2 separate regions of the Homo sapiens genome follow, and region 2 is linked to region 1. Evidence: chromatin loops called from intact Hi-C (ENCODE). Cell type or tissue: mammary epithelial cell. All regions are shown on one strand. Links, peaks and the distances in the headings refer to the core of each region. The heading gives the core; the rest is flanking DNA.

The links. A loop is a pair of places that touch in the nucleus more often than their neighbours do. Peaks named below come from ENCODE experiments on the same cell type or tissue, not always from the same donor. Only the 100,000 strongest peaks of a DNase experiment are listed, where the experiment ranks them.
Region 2: a loop joins it to region 1, with 4 times the contacts of the local background. A loop is called at or near these places in 4 of 110 quality-filtered maps.

Annotation. Positions count from the first base shown.
Region 1 is chr5:999,416-1,008,760 of GRCh38, forward strand. It overlaps LOC124900932 (a long non-coding RNA gene), which reads right to left and starts at 4,558. Exons shown (of 2, transcript XR_007058677.1): 1 at 3,871-4,558; 2 at 1-2,907. RefSeq lists enhancers at 4,797-5,440, 5,441-6,085, 5,559-5,853, 6,086-6,729, 7,883-8,648 and 1 more and a silencer at 5,559-5,853. In mammary epithelial cell, for the core only: a CTCF peak has its summit at 5,325; a DNase peak (open chromatin) is centred at 4,106; H3K4me3 peaks cover 994 bases; H3K27me3 peaks cover 1,447 bases.
Region 2 is chr5:1,636,701-1,646,045 of GRCh38, forward strand. No RefSeq gene overlaps it. Among named protein-coding and RNA genes, the nearest start is that of MIR4277, 67 kb to the right of the region's middle. RefSeq lists enhancers at 5,510-6,062, 6,063-6,614, 6,655-7,317 and a silencer at 8,266-8,315. In mammary epithelial cell, for the core only: CTCF peaks have their summits at 5,070 (motif pointing left) and 8,366 (motif pointing left); DNase peaks (open chromatin) are centred at 5,051 and 8,381; H3K27me3 peaks cover 1,420 bases.

The sequences.
Region 1 (9,345 bases), core at 625-8,624:
CCACAGGAGAGAGTTGCAGGAATGCCTGGCCTCACTACCCAGGGTGGGGAGCCGGATGTCCAAGGCAGGGAGGACTGGCTCTCACATTCTGCAGAAAAGACTATTTGTGTCCACCTGGGGCCATGTGTGGGGCGGTGGGGTCAGGGATGCCTCACTGCAATTCACTATTCTGGCAGTGGGGTGGGAAGAGCCTCTTTTAGTAACTCCCAAAACTGCCACTGAAGAGGGGATCCTGGACATATCCACCCTGACCCTCTGAGGTGAGAAAAGAAACTATAACACAAGGACTGCTGCAGTTGCTCTCTAAGCAATAGGCTTGGCCCAGCAGGCACTGTTTAGGCAGCCCAGCAGGCTCCCCTGTTGCCAGGAGAATCCCAGAGACCCACTGGGACCCTCCAGCACCCAGCTATACCAGCTCCACTCCACAGCTCACCCAAGATGGACATGAGGACTTCAGATCGTGATGTCCAGTTTTAACTAAACTAACTCCCCAAAAACTGGACACGTGACTTCACGAGGCTTTTGCCGAGGAGCCCTGGGCTGCAGGGAACATTAATGGGGTAGGTGCACCCAGGCAAGGATGTGGGCAGACCCTCCAGCCTCTTGTGGTCTGGGTGTGCCTTGGGAAATGGCCAGCAGGATTCTTCTTGGAGGCAAGCTGGAGATTTTTAGGTCCTGGGTTAGAGGGAGAACTATGCGATTCCTCTGAGAGACCTGGGGATGGAGGGACTGGACCCTTCCAGCCACCTGTGCTGAGCCCATCTGCTGCCTCCTAAGGGGCTCCTAAGGGGCAATGGGTGGAAGTCTCCTGGGCTATGCCCTGAGCAGACACCATCCTTTTTGCTCCTTGGCAAAGATGCCTCTCAGGATCAAAGACCTGGTGGCCTGGTCCCTCCAGGAGGAATGGGAGGGCCAGCTTCCTTCCCTGACAGCTATGGGAAGATGGAACCCAGTCCAGGCCTTGAGTGCAGTTCCCTGACCCTCATGGTAAGCGCCGTGCCTGGTCCCCTCATCTCTCTCAGGGAAGAAGTGATAAACACCATTGGGTTTCCGTGACTCAGGCACAGTGACTTATACATCCTTGTCACAACCTGGGCTGTAAATGCTGCCCCACACGTTCCCAGCATGAGTGAGCGCTGCCTTTCTTTAGGAGATGGAGGCACGGCCGCCTCCAGGGGTCCTGCTGCCTGTGGGCGCCCATCAGGATAGAACTCACAATCTGCCCACCACTGCCTGCCATGTGGTCCCTCAATATCCCCAGGCCTCCTCCCACCAAGTACCCTCAGGCTTCTGTGCCTGCTGCAATCTCATCGTACAGACATCCATGATGTGGTGAAGACTTGAAGAAAAAGATGTTAAATGAGGGGTTCCTTCCTCAAGGTAGAAAGCCCCTTTTGTGGGCTGAGAATTGAAGACTGAGGACTGGGTTCGTTCCCTGAGTCCACGTCCGCTGCTGCAAGGAAAATGTGCAGTACACCCCCAACCCAATCTGCCTGGCATCTACACCTGTGCACCGGGCAGGGGAAGGAGTGGGTCCTTGTTGCTGGGACCCCAGGGAGTCCCCAGCGGTGGATGAGGTGGGCCATGGAAAGGGACTCCCCCCACCACAAGAGCTGCACAACCTGTTGAAGGGGCCGAGGCCTCCATCTTAAAGATAAGCGGCTTTAGGCTGGGCTCAGTGGCTGACGCCTGTAATCCCAGCACTTTGGGAGGCTGAGGTGGGCGGATCACTTGAGGTCAGGAGTTCAAGACCAGCCTGGCCAACATGGTGAAACCCTGTCTCTACTAAAAATAGAAAAAAAATTAGACGGGCGTGGTGGTGGGTGCCTGTCATCCAAGCTACTCGGGAGGCTGAGGCAGGAGAATCGCTCAAACCCAGGAGGCAGAGGTTGCAGTGAGCTGAGATCATGTCACTGCACTCCAGCCTGGGTGAGAGACTGAGACTCTCTCAAAAATAAATAAATAAATAAACAAATAAAAGATTTATTTATTTAGCTTTGTGAGCCCAGGGCTGGGGACTGTCCTGGGCAGCTATGAGGTGGTAGACCCAGCTGGCCTGCTGTCCCTGGGAACTTGGGACTTGGGCAGGTAATAGCAGCATGTCTCAGCACTGCCCCAGGAGCTGGGGATCCTGGGTAGAGGAATGGACAGGGGAACCCTCCTTCCTTCTCGGGGCTGATTGGCACACACAAAGCGCCTTCCATATGCACGCAGCCCCATGGACGGGGCAGGAGGCAGGGCAGTCAGGGGCAGTGGCAGGTGTCCTGGCAGGAGGGAGGACGCATCCCTGGTGAGAACCATCAGGAGAGAGTCTGGCATTGCATGACCAGGCTGGAGAAGGGGAAGCCCGCGGGACCAGGCCACAGAGGGGCATCTTGTGGCCTACCAGATGGCGGAGACTTCCCTCAGGGAGTATTCCCTGCACACTCACTGACAACACCCACGAAGGCATGCAGATTCTTCCAGAAGCAGCTGAAAGCCACACATGGAAGACTGCAGTGCAGTGGAGAAGCAGTTCTCTGGGTTTCTCAGGGGCAGGCAAAGAGGTGTGTGAGCCCCCTGGGCTGTGGACAGCAGGACACCTAACGGCCCTCGAGCCTCTGCAGAAGCATCAGTCACCATGCCCAACGATCGCATCCCCTGTCCCCAGACAAGGCCTGCGTGGGAAACAGATGTCCACAGAAATCCCTGAGCCGAGGTCGCTTTGTGATCTTTTCTGATTTCCCAGTGAAATTTCACCACAAACCACACATTTGGAACATGGCTGCTGCAGCTCAGGCAGAAGCAGGCCTCAGTGGTCGGGTGCAGAAGCTGTGGGAGTTTCCGTGTCTCAGGCCAGTTCCGGCCTGGGGACCCAAGGCCGACCGCACGTTGAGTTGAGCGGAGGATGAACCTGAGCCCCTTCACCTGGAAGTGAGAGCAGCAACTCACTGCTGATTCACACTTTCATTTCCAGCCAGGAGAGACTTTCCTCCAAGCCAGAGCTGATAAGATACAAAGACTAAGACTAAAACTCCCCAGGTTGGGATAAGATAAATATCACCAAATTACAGCAAGTGTTTAGGTGGAGAGGACCTCAGTGATCATAATTGATGCCCACACATGTTTCTTGGCATCTGGGCTTCCTTCACTGCTCACTCAGATTCCTGGGTTATTTTAAAAATCACGGCCAGGCGTGGTGGCTCACGCCCGTAATCCCAGCACTTTGGGAGGCTGAGCACTTTGGCAGGCCGAGACGGGGGTGGGGGGAGGAATCACTGGAGGTCAGGAGTTCGAGACCAGCCTGGGCAACATGGCAAAACCCCATCTCTACTAAAAACAAAAATTAACCAGGCGTGGTGGTATGCATCTCTAATCCCAGCTACTCGGGAGGCTGAGGCAGGAGAATCACTTGAACCCGGGAGGTGGAGGTTGCAGTGAGCTGAGATCACGCCACTGCACTCCAGCCTGAGCAACACAGTGAGACTCCGTCTCCAAAAAAAAAAAAAAAAAAAAAAAAAAATCACGCATACGGGACTCCTGGAAGGCAGCTTCTCACCGTCACTGCCGTCTGCCCTGCTACATGTGACGGCTGTGTTTCACATGTTCACCGGTGTGTACGCCCGGGTGTGCTTCGAACTGAGAAGCCAGGAGCCCAGGGCTTCTCTGCTGCCCACGAATCATGCCTTCTACTTGCCCTCGCTGCCCAGCTTGCAAGGCCCTTTTACTGAACTTACTTTGATTGCAATAAAAACCAGTAAAACCCAAAAAACAAGTGCATACAAAAGTATGCCCAGAACACCTTTGGAAAACCATTTTCTGACTTGGGTGGGTTTTTTCCTTCTAGGTCTCTAATCACAAATTGCCTGAAAGATTTGCACAAATATTTACCTGAAACTGGAAGAGGTGTTTCCTCAACCATGAATCGTGGCCAGTTGTGGGTCCCTTTGAGGCAATTTCCCTGGAGAAGTGCATGGTTATTAAATTTAATAGTCGGTGCAGATGATTCATCTTTTGAAGGCGCTCAGAATGATGGCTGAGGATAAATGTAGAATTAGCCTTCTAAGTATCCAGTGGTCTGGCAACGTTCCAAGTATGCCAGGAAACAGGTAGGCGTGCTTCAGATCCACCTCCCTTTCAATAGTTTTAACAGTCCATGTACCAGAGGTGATATCACAACCAACCTGTAATTCAGAATAAGCCTCGTGTGGCAACATGGTTGGGGGGGGTGCGGGGAGCAGGCGAAATGCAAGGCACTTGGGTGTGGCAGCCACGTGAACTTCTTGTTCATGCCTAAGAAGGCATGTTCATGCCAAAGCGTGTGTCTGCAGGGAAACCCGGTGCACTTGGGAGGCACAGCCAAGGCTTCAGGGGTCAGCATGGCTGGCGGACGCTGCACAGCCAAGGAGAGGTGGACTCAAACAAGGGCGGCCTCGGGGGCGGTGTGCAGGCGACACCCAGGGGATCTTGTGCACTTAAAAACGTAGGGATCCATTTGCAAAGCGAAGAGCACGCAAGGGGAGCACACATCCAGACCCGGAGTCGCCATCCTCCCTCGTGGGGCCAATCCGCCAGGGCCAACGCGGCATGGGCAGGGAGGGGAAATGTCCCGGCAGGCTCCGTGTGACGCGTCACAGTAGCGTTTTGTCCGATGTCAGGCAGTGCTTTTCTTAGACGTCCCCAGGGCTCCGGTGGAGACCAACCCGTGTGTGAATTTCAGTCTTGCCGGCTACTTCGGGTCGCGAGGCTCACGGCTTTGCTCGCACTATGGGGAAAAAGCCGGGCACTGAAGGGGACGTGGGTGTGTGTGTGTGTGTGTGTGTGTGTGTGTGTGTGTGTGTGCCGGCTCCGCGCATGCGCCTATTTCAACTCCAGCCACAGCCTGGGGCCAAGACAGTGTCTTCAAAAGAGGCCCCTGACCCCGGGGTCAGAGTTGGCTACACCATGCCTTCCAGGCACGCCACACCGTGAGGTCACACCGCGGACGCCCCTCACACAGGGGACGCCCCTCACACAGCGGATGCCCCTCATGCCACGGAGGCCTCCGCACACAGGGACGCCCCTCACTCCGCGGACGCCTCTCACACAGGGACGCCCCTCACACAGGGACGCCCCTCACGCCGCGGACACCCCCTCACACAGCGGACATGCCTCGACGCCCCTTCACATGGCGGACGCCCCCTCACACGGCGGACCCCGACCTCGCCGCTTTCTAAACGGGAGGGGAGGAGCCGTGGCCACCGTGACAACCACAAAACAGGATGAGCCCCGCCTCCCAGAACGCGGAGTCGCGGTGGAAGAGGGTGACGCCGCCGAGAGTTCACGAGCGTGTCCCAAGCCGAGTGAGGAGCGCGCGGGGGCGCTCTTGCTCCCAAGGCCGCACGAGCGCCAAGGCCTCGCGGGGAGAATAGCCACGGGGGGAGACGGGGCCCGCGCTGCCCCCACGAACGCTGTTGGTGGGGACCCCACGGCTGCGCCCGCTGAGGTGGAGGGGCCGGGAGGACAGAGCCCCGCGCCCGCCGCCGCCCGCTTCTGACCCTGCCGGTCCCGGGCTGGGGCAGAGAAGGGCGGGCGCGGGCGGCCGTGCCGGGAGCGGAGGCGGACGCCGGCCGGGTCTCCCCGGGTCTCCCCGCTGGGCGTCCTGCGGCCGCACCTCCTCCTCCATCCGGAGACCAGGCCCCTGCCCCGCCCGCGGCTGAGGAGATAAGGAGAGGCTGATTTGAAAAGCTGCGAGGACGCGCATTTTAACCTCCAGGGACGGCTTGAGCCCCGCCCTGCCTTTCGAAAGTGCTGGGAACGGATTTTATCAGCAGGCGAAACTGTCCTCAAAGCTCCGTGGCCCAGCAAAAGGCAGGGCGGGGACGCCCATGGCCCCCGGGCCGGCCCCCTACGGGCTCAGCCTCCGAGTCCCCGGACTGGACGGCGCGGGCGTCGGGGGTCCAGGCTGCTCCGGCCGCCCCGCTGTGAGCCCGAGCTGCGCTGCAGCCGCTGGTCACGTATGGGGGTCCCCCGCGTCCTTTCCTCCAGGCCGGCAGTGGGCTGGGGCCGCAAGTGTCCCCGCGTACACTGGCCGTCCCCCAGGGACAAGGACAGTTGCCCTGAAAAGCTGCGGCTCCCGCCAGAAGGTCCCAGCTCGGGCTGCCCCGGGCAGACGCAGAGCGAAAGGCGAGGCAGGACGGGCCTGAGGAACCTGGAAGTCCCTGCAGGGCCCCTGGAAGAGGCAGGCAGGGGGCTGCCCCACAGACGGGCCCAGGAGAGGACACGCCGGGCTGGCATCACGTGAGGAGAGCGTCCAGCAAACCACACTGGTCCCGAGGCCTCCACGAAAAGTAGATGGGCATCTCGCGGCAGCCACCACTGAGGCAGCACCGGGAAAGCATGGTGGGTGCCCACTGGCCCCGCAGAGGGCAAAGGCATGCACACGCCAGAAGGGAACGTCAAGGGGAGCAAAGAGAACCCCTTCCTCCTGGAATGGCTGAGGGGACCAGGCCGCTCTGTGATGCAGACATCTCAAGGGGCTCTCCCTTGCACTACCCCATGTGGACTTTAACTCCCAATTTGGAAAGTAATGATGTCATCTTCTGTGGTCTCAGGGTCCTAGTGAGTGTGTGAGGATAATAGTGTTACATGTTATGCAAAGGGATTGTGAACTGGCATGGGGGTCAGGTTTGCAGGGCCTGGAGCTGGTGACTCCAGCTCTAGAACAACCCCAGGCCGGCTCTGCCCTACCCAGGAGAGATGGTCATAGGGGAAAGAGTCCAGTGGGCATTGGAGGCGTAGGGGCCACTTAGGGTTGCCCTTTGAGCTGACAGTGGGGTACAGATTCAGCTCTGCAGTGCCCCTAACCCCCACTGCGGATCCACCCGGGGGAATGCCCTGAGGACACGCGAGGTGAGGGTCAGGCGTGTCCTGCTGGGTGGGAACTCCGGACCCTCTGGGAAGGAATGGGTGAATCGGCTGCTCTCACTCTCCAGCTCCCACTCAGAGGAGCCCTGGGGGATCCCATTCCTCTACCTCAGAGGACTCCCAGGACACTGTCTGAGCCCAGTGGGAGGAGGACACACAGCCCTGATCTGCCAGTCAGTGGGGCTGAGGGTCAAGCTGTGCGCCTTGTGTGCTGGCGGCGTCCCGCCTGGGATGGATGGAGATGGTCTGTACTTTCATGGGTGAATTGTAGGGCCCCTGAATTGTATGTATCTCAATAAAGCTGCTAAAGAATAAATGTAAAACCTTTGCCTAGTAACTCAGGTTCACTGGAGTGCATGGGGAGTTTCTGCTGTTTGGACTCTGCATGTGCCTAGTTCCAAGTGACAAGGTGGGTGCGAGGGCACGGCAGCCAGTGCAGGCCCAGCCTCATGGGCTCCTCCAGCTTGGGCACCCTGTAGGGTGTGGGGTTGGTGCCATGGCCCGCCCCCACCCCCCACCTCCACCTGTCCTCCCAGGACACTTCCTCCCCCAGACCTCCTGACATCTGCATTTAGCAAGGACCAGAGCTCAGTCAGCAGAGGAGTGAAACACAATGGCCCTTCCCCACCTGGCTGGGGCACCTCAGCCAACCTCCCCCAGTGGGACCTTCTCGGGGTCTTGGGAGGAGGGCCCATGCATGTGTGAGGCAAGGCTCCCAGCCACACAGGGGACACGAGCCCACCAGCAGATCTTCACCCAGGGTGGCTCATCGGTCCTCATGTAAGGGCAGGATTTAGAGGCACGGGAAGGGCTGCAATCCTCAGGCTGTGCTACTTTGCATAACATGTAACACTATCATCCTCACACACTCACTAGGACCCTGAGACCACAGAAGATGGCATTGTTACCTTCCAAATTGGGAGTTAAAGTCCACTTGGGGTAGCGCAAGGGAGAGAGGAGGGGCCGAAAGAGCCTGGGAGGGTGGCCCTGGCCCTGAATCTGGACGCCTGGACGCTATACACAAGGGCGCTCTGAGCCCATCGCAGGCACGGCCTGGCCGGGTGCAACCCTGCTACCAGGTGCCAGAGCTGTCTGCCTGCAGGAAGTGGCCCCTCCACTAGGGTTCTTCAGAGGATGGTGGGAATGGCTCGCAGGCAAGACTACTCCCAGGAGGGTCCGTGTGCCCTTGTTCATGTGCTCGCCCACAGCTCATGTATCTGCGGACAGCCAGCAGGGGAGGCTGCTGGGGTGGGGGGCGGGCCTCTGGTTTAACTTTCCGTTTTGCCACTGAGCAGCCTAGGCCTCTGTAAAATCGTGTGATGGCGGCATCTGCCCCGAGGATGGTCTGAGAATGGGAGGCAGTAATTGGAGTGAAAGGGCTTGGCTGGACGTCAGCTCCAGAGGTGCAAGTCAGCACTGGGCAGCCGCGGAGCTGCGCTGCTCAGCTGTGAGACAGGGCTCCAGCCAGGGGAGTGGGAACAGAGAGACCGGGTGGGACCTGGGCCAGCTTAGCGGAGGCCTGGCAGGGCCGGAGCTGGGCAGGTGAGGGGTCCCGCACCGCCAGCCTCGGAGCTCCAACTCCAGGGACGGGAGCTGCCCTGGCAGAAGGTGGGGTCACCCACTGAGGTTGGAGACGTGGGCGTGGCAACAGCCCGTGGGGAAAATGCTGAGCTAGCTCTTGAAAGGCTGGGGAGATACAATGTATCAATGCAACAGGGCGTGGCAGGGAGGAGAGTCATGGGTAGGGAAGGGAGAAATGTCCCAGAAACAGGAGCAAGTTAGGGTTCCAGGAGGAAGTGAGGGAAGAAGGTTCCTCTGAAGGTAAATAAGGAAGAGAGCCCTGAGGTACCCAGCAGGGTAGGAGGCAGAGAGGGGGTCCAGTGAAGGGTACTGAGGGACGGGTCTCCAGAGCCAGCTGGAGGAGCTTGAGATGAGGCCAGGGAGGTAGCAGCTGAAGCCACTGAGTTGGACACGTGGAGGAGGCAGCGCAGGTGGCCAGGCTTGGGGCTCCTGGGAGGCTCCAACACCCTCAAGGCACAGGTCGGAGGAGACCCTGCTCAAACCAAGGACAAAGTGAGGGGGTGCAGGGCCCTTCCAGCCGGGGCCGGGGGGGGCCAACGCTGGTTCTTCATCAATTTGGAGCGCCAGGAGAGGGCGGGGATCTAGTCCTGCCGGATACCACCCCCCTTTGGGCTGCCCACACCCCCACCCCCTCTCCAGCAGCCAAGGGAGGCGGGTCCTCCCTTTCAAAGGGAGGTGCCCTCAGGCTCCTCTGGAATTGGGGATCCCTTGACCCAGGACGGCCTGGTGAGGGGTCGGAGCTGACTCCCGCCAGGCTCCGCTGCAGCACCTGACCGCCCCCACAGGTGGCCGGGCCGGGTCCTCATCGCTGGTGGGGCTCCAGGCTGGGAACGGGGGTCGAGGCCGATGCGCTGCGGGCAGCGGCCGCCGGGGGCGCTG
Region 2 (9,345 bases), core at 790-8,789, 640 kb after region 1:
TCGCCCCATTTGTGGCAGGTCAGCCACACCCGTGAGCCCCGGAGCTCTGTGAAGGCCGTCACGGCTCCTTATGATGGCGCCCAAACAGTGCAGGTGGCCGGAAGCTGTTCCCTGATGAAAGAAAGGAAGAGGAAAGGAGGAGGGAGGGAAGAAGGCCTTTTCTTGTCCCAAGAGACTTCTGTAGGAATTTTTGGGTGATACTGAGCATGGTAGACCCAGGTCATCTTTCCATGAGAGGGGCCAGAGTACAGCAGGCTCAGCCGCGGTCAGGGGCTCAGGGCGCCGGGGAAGCATTCGCGTGGGCTGCCCCCACGAGCCGCCTTTGCTACCAAGACCCACTCTTCCAGCCAAGCCTTGGGCCGGCCTTTCTTTCCCTTCGGACAAGGTCTTCAGTCCATGGAGAGGATGGCCCACCTCCTGCCCCTGCGTCAGTGTGTGGCCCCAGGGAGGAGCTGTGTGAACCTGGGAGGTGCTGGGGAGCGAGGGTGCTCCACCAAGGGAGGCAGGAGGCCAGAGACCAGCCCAGGCCAGGAGGAGCCTGGCCAGGAGTCCCACCAAAGCCACTGGACCCGGGCAGCCTCCAGTGACCCAGCCTTGGAGGGTCAGCACTGTCCCTAGGACAGATTCCACTTCGCACACAGGTCTCGCTGTCTGTGGGGGCGGCAGGCCCTGATGCCTGGGCACACAGACTGACGGCAACCCTCGGGGTGGGAGGCCCCAGATGGGACTTCCTGGCCTGCCCGGGGTGGCGGGGTTGTGGGAGAGGATGGCGCGTCTGTGCGCATGTGTGAGAGCATCAAGGATGGCATGTCTGTGAAGATGGCTTCTCCCAGCCGCGGCTGCCTTCCATGTGTGGGCAGTGGTGGGGGAGCCATGACTGCATGGGACAGCCTTTTCCGTGTGGTTTTCCTGCCTGTGATCCCTTTCCTGGGCTGAGGAGCCTGGCTCTGGGGCTCAGGGTGTGGGGTTTGCTAGCACCGGCTCCTGCTGTAGACATCCTAGTGGCCCTGGCACAGGCATGTCCTCCAGCATGGTTCCTAGCCTCCCCCCCGTCACGGGACCCCTAGGCCCCTGAGGGTCGGTAGGAGTGAGGCAGGCAGTCACCAACTGTCCTTGGGTGAGCCTAGTGGCCAGGGGTGGACCCAGCAGGTGCAGGCCAGGCCACCCCCAGCAGGTGCAGGCCAGGCCACCCCCAGCAGCCGCCCGAGCCCGTGTCTTTCCCACCGCACAGCACAGCCGGGACATGGGGGTCAGGCCATTACTTGTGCTTCTAGTTCTTAAATCACCCACAACTCACCCCTAACCTGTGCCTGACTGTGGCGCCCACAGCCTGGGCTCCACATAAACACAAGCCAGGAAGTCCCATCTGGAGCCTGCCACCCCGAAGGTTTCCAGCAGTCTGGGCTCCCCAGGCACCGGCCCTGCAGCCCCCACAGACAGGGAGACCTGTGTGTGAAGTGGAATCCATTTGAGGGACAGCGCTGACCCTCCAGGGCTGGGTCACTGGAGGCTCCAGTGGCTTTGGTGGGACTCCTGGCCAGGCTCCTCCTGGACTGGGCCTGGGCTGGTCTCCGGCCTCCTCCCTCCCTTGGTGCAGGACCCTTGCTCCCCAGCTTCCTGGGAAATCCGACGCCATCTGATCCCCGCACGCATCCAGCACCCCTGACGCTGACGGAGTTGCCTTTTTGCGTGTATAGCTCCTAACAGGGCAGCACGGCCATTCTGAAACCTCGCACATTCTCACTGGGGTGGCTGAGGCTGGGCCACCGGGTGTTCACCTCCTGACCCTGGAACCGTGCACAGGACCTCTCTTCAGGTAGGAGGCAGGTCTTTGTGGCCGTGATTAAGTTAAAGATCTTGAGATAAGGAGGTCATTCTGGATTAACCCGTTGGCCCTAAACGCATGGCAAGAGGCAGAGGCAGGTTACACAGAGGCAGAGGGAGGTTAGACGCAGACAGAGTAGGAGGCCACCTGGAGACCGAGGCAGAGGCGCAGCAATGCAGCCGCGGCCCAGGGACGCCTGGAGCCACAGAAGCTGGCACAGGTGGGAGGGTCCTCCCCTGGAGCCTCTGGAGGGAGCACGGCCCGTGGACTCCTTGATTTCAGACCCCTCGCTGCTGAGCAGGGAGAGAATGAGCCCCTGTTGTTTCGAGCTGCCCAGGCTGTGGGGATCTGCCATGGCAGCTCCAGGACCCTTGGACCCTCGGCTCGGAGCCCCTCCAGCACTGAGCAAGACGACCACTCAGGGCCACCCCTCCCCGCCCAGCTGGTGTGTGCCTCGCTGCTTACCCGAGCATGCTGCCTTCAGTTACAGATGCCTGCCTGGGATGTGTGGGATGGAGGCTGTGGCTTCCCTGGGGACGGGGTGCGTGGAGCCGGCCTGCAGCCGTGCTCCTGTTTAGGAGCTGAGTGAAGCTGGACCTGGGTTGGATGGGGCATTCTGTACAAGGGTCTCTTGGGGGTCCATGAGGACTCTGTTCTGACGATACTGCCCTCCTTCCTGAGGCTGCTGTGGGGCTCCATGGAGGCCATGGGGTGGTGAGGACGGAAGAACACCTAGGCTGGGCTCCTGGGACCCCAGCAGCAGCTGAAGGCACTTGGAGCACCACAATTTCCACCCACGGGCCAGGCAAGGCCAGAACCGTCCCCAAAGAAGGGAGCAAGGAGACAGGGCCTTGTAGTGATAATATAATAACCAAAAAGTTTTTTAAACATTGTTTCATTTTTTTCTGTCACTCAATCTTTTTAAAATTACGTCCTGTTTTTATTACTTGCACCCATCTAATTATTGCCATCTACACCAAACAAAAAAATCTATACACCAATGTTCACAAAGCACTTAAGATGCCTATGAAATGTAATAAGAACTAACTGAAGCTGCACAATATTCCCTTGTATGCATGTTATCACCACGCTGACGCTGGGTACTCAGGTTTTCTTTATTATAATGAATTCTGCAATGAACATCTTTCTGTATAAATTTTTTTTGTGAGTACTTTGCATTATTTCCTAAAATAAATTAGAAGAAGGAATGATGAATCGGAGAATGTAAACATTTGGGGCTTTTGAAACAGACAGTTTTTATAAATTAGAGTCTGTAGTTTTCATTCAGCGAGATTGTTGTGTCTCTGCACATTTTTCACGGTGAAGTCTCATCTGACGGCCCTTCCTCGTCCTCCGCAGAGCCGTGTGTGTATGTGTATAGGGCCCAGCGTGCTGACCGGGCGGTTCTTCAACACAGTGAGTGACAGCAGGAGCCCCGAAGGTTCTCAGGTCTTCTGTCCATGGAGGGCATTTTGTGGCCTCTCCCAGGGCAGCTGGCAGGAGCCAGGTGAGAACAGATGCGTCTGTAGCAGGAGGGCGTTGATGCCTCTGAGGTTGTAGCGAGCTTGGTATTTACCTTTTCCTCCTGGTCCATTCTGAAGCTCCAAAGGACGGTCAATTTAATACAGAGACACAATTACAGCAAGCGTCTAGTGTGAGGCCAATCACGCATTTTGGCTAGAACTACTCAGGGTGTTGGAAAATCACAAAGCTTTTCACGTAAACTTGCAAATTGCTAGCAGTCTCTCTGCAAGACAAGAGATGCTGTCTGTTCCCTGACCCCCGACTCTATACCTCAGCTTGTTCTGCCCCTTTCTGATTGTTCTAAGCAACTGACATACTTACAGCGTTTGGAGCCACGTCATGGCCTTTTGAGGCCGGCGTGCTGTGATATTTTCCTACAGAGCACGGTCACTTCCAGAGGCGAGAGAGGCACAGAATTCTATTCTGAGAACCCCTGGGACGCACGCCGCGGTGGCTGTGAGTATGAAGGCAGATGCTGCGGAACAGCCTGGAAAGGATGTGGGGCCCACGGCCCCTGGCAGTGCCCGGAGCCGAGCAGCCCCTCCCCACCTTCCTGGAGGAGAAGGCCTGGGCCAGATGCCTGAGAATGACACACGCAGGCCCAGCTGTTCTTCAGAGATACAGAGCGACCCACCGTCTGCTTTGCTGGGACTGTCCAGTGTTGGCAGGGAAAGTCCTGCATCCGGCACGCAGGGGCGGTGGCTGCACCAGCTTAGAACCAGTCTCTGATTTTAGGGGTGAGAAAAGTAGAGGTGGGTGCTCTGCCTGAATGCTCACCAGCTCAGGGGGTGCGGCTGAGCAGTGGACATCAGTCAGACATCTCTGTGAAGTGTTAGCGGGAAAAGTATCATGGAACCATTAGCAGCCGCTTGAGGTTAGGCCCAAACCAGTGGGGCCCACCGCATCCAAACACTTGGGGCCACCTGCCGTCATCAGGGGTGGCCCACCTTTCTTCTGAGCGGGGATTCTCTTCCTGCCTGGAGGGAGCAGTTTGGCTACAAAGCTGCCTTTTAGAGCGAGACCCCGTCTCCCCTCCCTGCGTTCCCAGGACTTTGTGAAGAAGAGAAAGTGAGTGGCCCTTCCTTTCTCCTGGATCCCGGCTGTGGGGCTGCCCGCCGCCCTCCTCCTCCCACGCTAGGCTGCCCGCCGCCCTCCTCCTCCCACCCTAGGCTACCTGACCCATGGAGACCGGCCTGAGACAGACGCATCCCCGAACACCAGGTGCCCCGTCTTCTAGGCCATTCCAGGGACGGATGAATCAACATGGGCTTCTTATCCTAATGTTTTAATTTGGAACTCTGCTATTGATCTGATGTTTACAAAGGAACCCATGCGTGACATTAAACTGTCAAAAGAGAAGCATGCACCCTGCGAGAATTCCTGCCTGAGATACTGTCTTTTTGTGACTGTAAGTGCAGAGAGAGCCCACGCAAACCGCAGGACACCAGAGCCGCCGCCCTGCCCCTCCAAGCTGCTGGCACTCGGGCTCACCCTCTCTGGAGGAGCCATCATTCTGGCCTCAGATTCTCCTTCCAAAACATTGCAAATAGAATGTCAGGCAAAGAAAGAAAGAGCCAGGCACACATGGAGAGATGGCAGCGCGAGTGTAAGTGGTGAGAAACCCAGCGAATGAAAACATCTACATAAGAACGCAGACACAGCGCCCTCAGAGGCCGGCTGCAGAAAGGACTGGAGACACTGCAAATGAAAACGTCTACACGAGAATGCAGACACAGCGCCCTCAGATGGCTGCAGAAAGCGCTGGAGACATTGTCCATGAGAAGAAAAAGACAAGGTCAAGAACTTCAGTGGAGAAATAAAAATTACACGAAAAGGAAAGATTTGTATTTTTTTTTTCTGATTGTATTTTTCCTATTCTCCCTCCACTTTCTTTCTAGAACTCCAACTTTTCTCATTGCATTCTCTGTTTTCTCATTGCAGTCTCTATCTCTGTGCCTATTTGTAAATGCAATACAAAAATGATTGCCTGGAAAAAATACAAGCAACGTTTCAGAACTCAATAAGTGGGTTTAAAAATAGTTTAGATGTCATTGAAAAATAATGAATAACTGGAAAGTAGGTCAGAAGAAAATTCTCAGAATGAAGGATAGGAACATAAGGAGGAAAACAGAGAAGAGCAAGTGTGAGGGACTGAACTGCGTCCTCCCAGAATGCACATGTGGAAGCCTGGCTTAGTTCTGGCTGCCATAACAAAATGCCATAGACTGGGGGACTTAGAAACAACAATGCATTTCTCAGAGCTTTGAAGGCTGGGGAGTCTCAGATCAAGGTACCGGCAGATTCCGTGTGTGGTGAGGACGAGGACCGGCTTCCCTAGTTGTGTCACTGCGTCCTCACATGGCGGACGGGGGAGGGGTGCTCTGGGGCCTCTTTTATGAGCAGCCGGGCATCTTGGCCACTCTCCTGTGGAGGGTTAGGTGTGGACAAAAAGTATTTGGCAAAAAGAGTTTGAAACCAGCAATGAGACCCTCCCCAGCTCTGCCCTTTCTACCTCCCACATGAGATGCTTTTCTTTTAGTAAAAGGGAGGGGCCTGGGCCAGCCTGGCCTGCTGCTGCTCCCACACCTCCAGGACTCCTCCACAGGCAGGGTGGGGCCGCCATCAGCTCTGCCCAGCAAACTGTGGGCACAAGGGCTGGGGGTCAGGCTGGGCTGAGGCAGCTCCTATGCCTGCTCTGTGACCCAGAGACCGTAGCCCTGGGGGCTGTGGGAGGGCCACCCAGCCCGGGTTCAGCAGCGACACTCTGTGACCCAGAGACCATAGCCCTGGGGGCTGTGGGAGGGCCACCCAGCCCGGGTTCAGCAGCGACATGAGTGACACACAGACCCTTTGCTTTGAGCCAGTGGGAGGTGGGTGTTACTGCAGCGCAGTCCCGGCCTTGGTGATGCCACCAGCATGTGCGGCACTCACCTGCACTGCAGGACCACCCCCTCTGTAGGACCACCTGCCTCCTCGCCCCACACACGAGCCCTTGGGGGCACCTCTTGGCCCTTGTGCCTGTGTGGAGCTTGATGCCTATTTGAATAAATTATTAGAAAAATTATTAGGTGAGGCCGGGCACAGTGGCTCACGCCTGTAATCCCAGCACCTTGGGGGCCTGAGATGGGCAGATCACGAGGTCAGGAGATTGAGACTCATCCTGGCTAACACGGTGAAACCCCGTCTCTACTAAAAATACAAAAAAATTAGCCGGGCATGGTGGCAGGTGCCTGTAGTCCCAGCTACTCAGGAGACTGAGGCAGGAGAATGGCGTGAACCTGGGAGGCGGAGGTTGCAGTGAGCCGAGATTGCGCCACTGCACTCCAGCCTAGGCAACAGAGCAAGACTCCACCTCAAAAAAAAAAAAATTATTAGATGAAAGGAGCCAGACATGAAAGCAACCACGTGTCCTGTGATGGTGTTCATATGAAATGCTGGGAATAAGCTGCTCTATGGAGGCAGAAAGCAGACTGGGGGCAGCCGGAGGCTGCGGAGAGAGGGAGCTGGGAGTGAATCCAGGGCTCCTTTTCAGGGTGATAGAAATGTTTTGCAATGAGATTCTAGTAATGCCAATATACTAACAACTACACCTCTTTCAGATGCTGCAGGTGGACAGGTGACAGGTGGGGATGCAGTCCCTGCCCCTGACACTCCCATTGAGAGGGCACAACCCTCTGTGCTTTGGCTGGGGGCATCATGGCTGCAGATGCTCCTGCCCCGGCAGAGCTGTTTCTTCCCAGACTCCCATGTGGCCCTGAGTCACCGGGGATCAGAATGAGCATGAGAATGTGGATTCGCGGGGCCCAGGTAGGGTTTTTTCACAAGTGCCCGGGAGCAAGGCTGAAGCTGGTAGCTCAGAAACTGGAGCTGGCTGTCAGCATCAAAACACTGCTCAGTGACAGGGGCTGTATGGTCTGGGGCAGTCCAAGAAAATCATCCAAGAGTGGAGGAAAAACTGTTCTGAAGCCTTCCGGCCTCCAGTGAAATTCCTTGGATGGGAAACCCTGGGGAGGGAGGGTCCCCATTCCCCCATCCCAAAGGGGCCCCTTTGGGCCACTCACCCCGACAAGGGACAGTTTCCCTGGGGACGTCCTCGGACCCGCCCTGGGTACTCAGATATTAAGAAGATGTTCTGATATTCAGTGATTTTCAGAGTACTGGTGTTAAAGTTACACATATATATGCAAAAATAAGAAAATAAACGAATTCCTATTCCTCCATCTAGAGAACACTACCCGTTTTACCTTTTTTGGTGTTTCTAAATAAAATCTTCAAACGAGATCGTGCTGTTCCTGCTATGTAGTTACTTTTAATTCTCTCAGTGATGTCTTAGAGCACCTACCTTCCTGTTTAAACGAGCGCCTGACGCTGCGTTCACGGGCAGTTTTACAACGGGATGCCGCAAATGCATTTCAAGGCATAAAACAGAGCTCCACCGCACCCCGCAGGCAGGTGGATCTGATTTTCCTCTGCTGCAGAGTTTGCTGAAAGCGAGCTCCCCCGCACCCCGCAGGCAGGTGGATCTGATTTTCCTCTGCTGCAGAGTTTGCTGAAAGCGAGCTCCCCCGCACCCCGCAGGCAGGTGGATCTGATTTTCCTCTGCTGCAGAGTTTGCTGAAACCGAGCTCCCCCGCACCCCGCAGGCAGGTGGATCTGATTTTCCTCTGCTGCAGAGTTTGCTGAAACCGAGCTCCCCCGCACCCCGCAGGCAGGTGGATCTGATTTTCCTCTGCTGCAGAGTTTGCTGAAACCGAGCTCCCCCGCACCCCGCAGGCAGGTGGATCTGATTTTCCTCTCCTGCAGAGTTTGCTGAAACCGAGCTCCCCCGCACCCCGCAGGCAGGTGGATCTGATTTTCCTCTGCTGCAGAGTTTGCTGAAAGCGAGCTCCCCCGCACCCCGCAGGCAGGTGGATCTGATTTTCCTCTGCTGCAGAGTTTGCTGGGGGCTAAGGGTGAGAACCGCGGGAACGAACTAACGCGCTGCAGTGTCGGGAAACACGGCCCACAGCGCCACCGTGTGGTCTCCGCGTCCCCAGTTCGGAGCCGCAGCTTACGCGCTGCTGGCCCTGAGCCTGTTCCCTTCCTGCAGTCCCCAGGAGCTGACGCTATTCGGTTTGTTTTTAAACACTCCAGCTGAGCAAGCGTCTTCTCAGGACGTCCTGCGTGCTGCCCACACTCTCTTGTGGATGGTCCCCCGGGTCCGGCGGAATCCCGCCTGGGAAGGCTTCCCCGAAGCCTTCCTCCATCCTGGGCAGTGGCGGGGCTTGCAGGAGGCCTCAGAGCTCTGTCGGGGCCGGACGGACCGCTGTCGTCGCCAGTGCAGGGACAGAAGGGAGGACCCCTTGGAGGGCGGTGGAGACCAGAGTCGTGAGCGGCCCTGTGGAAAGCTGGCGAAGGGGCAGACATCCAACTCGCCAGCAGGAAGCCGCGCCCAGCACGGTCATGCTCAGCCTCAGTGATCCTGGCGGGAAAGACCGAGACAGAAATTCTTCGCACACCCACCAGGCCTCCGGATCCAGCCAGCACCGGGGCTAGCGGACCCAGGCCGTCTACACCTGGGCTTTCCTTCCCAGCTTCCCCGCTCTCAAATTCAGTTGAAAGTGGGTTTGTAAGAATTGTATACCTAGAAAACCCCATCGTCTCAGCCCAAAATCTCCTTAAGCTGATAAACAACTTCAGCAAAGTCTCAGGATACAAAATCAATGTGCAAAAATCACAAGCATTCTTATACACCAATAACAGACAAACAGAGAGCCAAACCATGAGTGAACTCCCATTCACAATTGCTTCAAAGAGAATAAAATGCCTAGGAATCCAACTTACAAGGGATGTGAAGGACCTCTTCGAGGAGAACTACAAACCACTGCTCAACGAAATAAAAGAGGATACAAAGAAATGGAAGAACATTCCATGCTCATGGGTAGGAAGAATCAATATCGTGAAAATGACCATACTGCCCAAGGTAATTTATAGATTCAATGCCATCCCTATCAAGC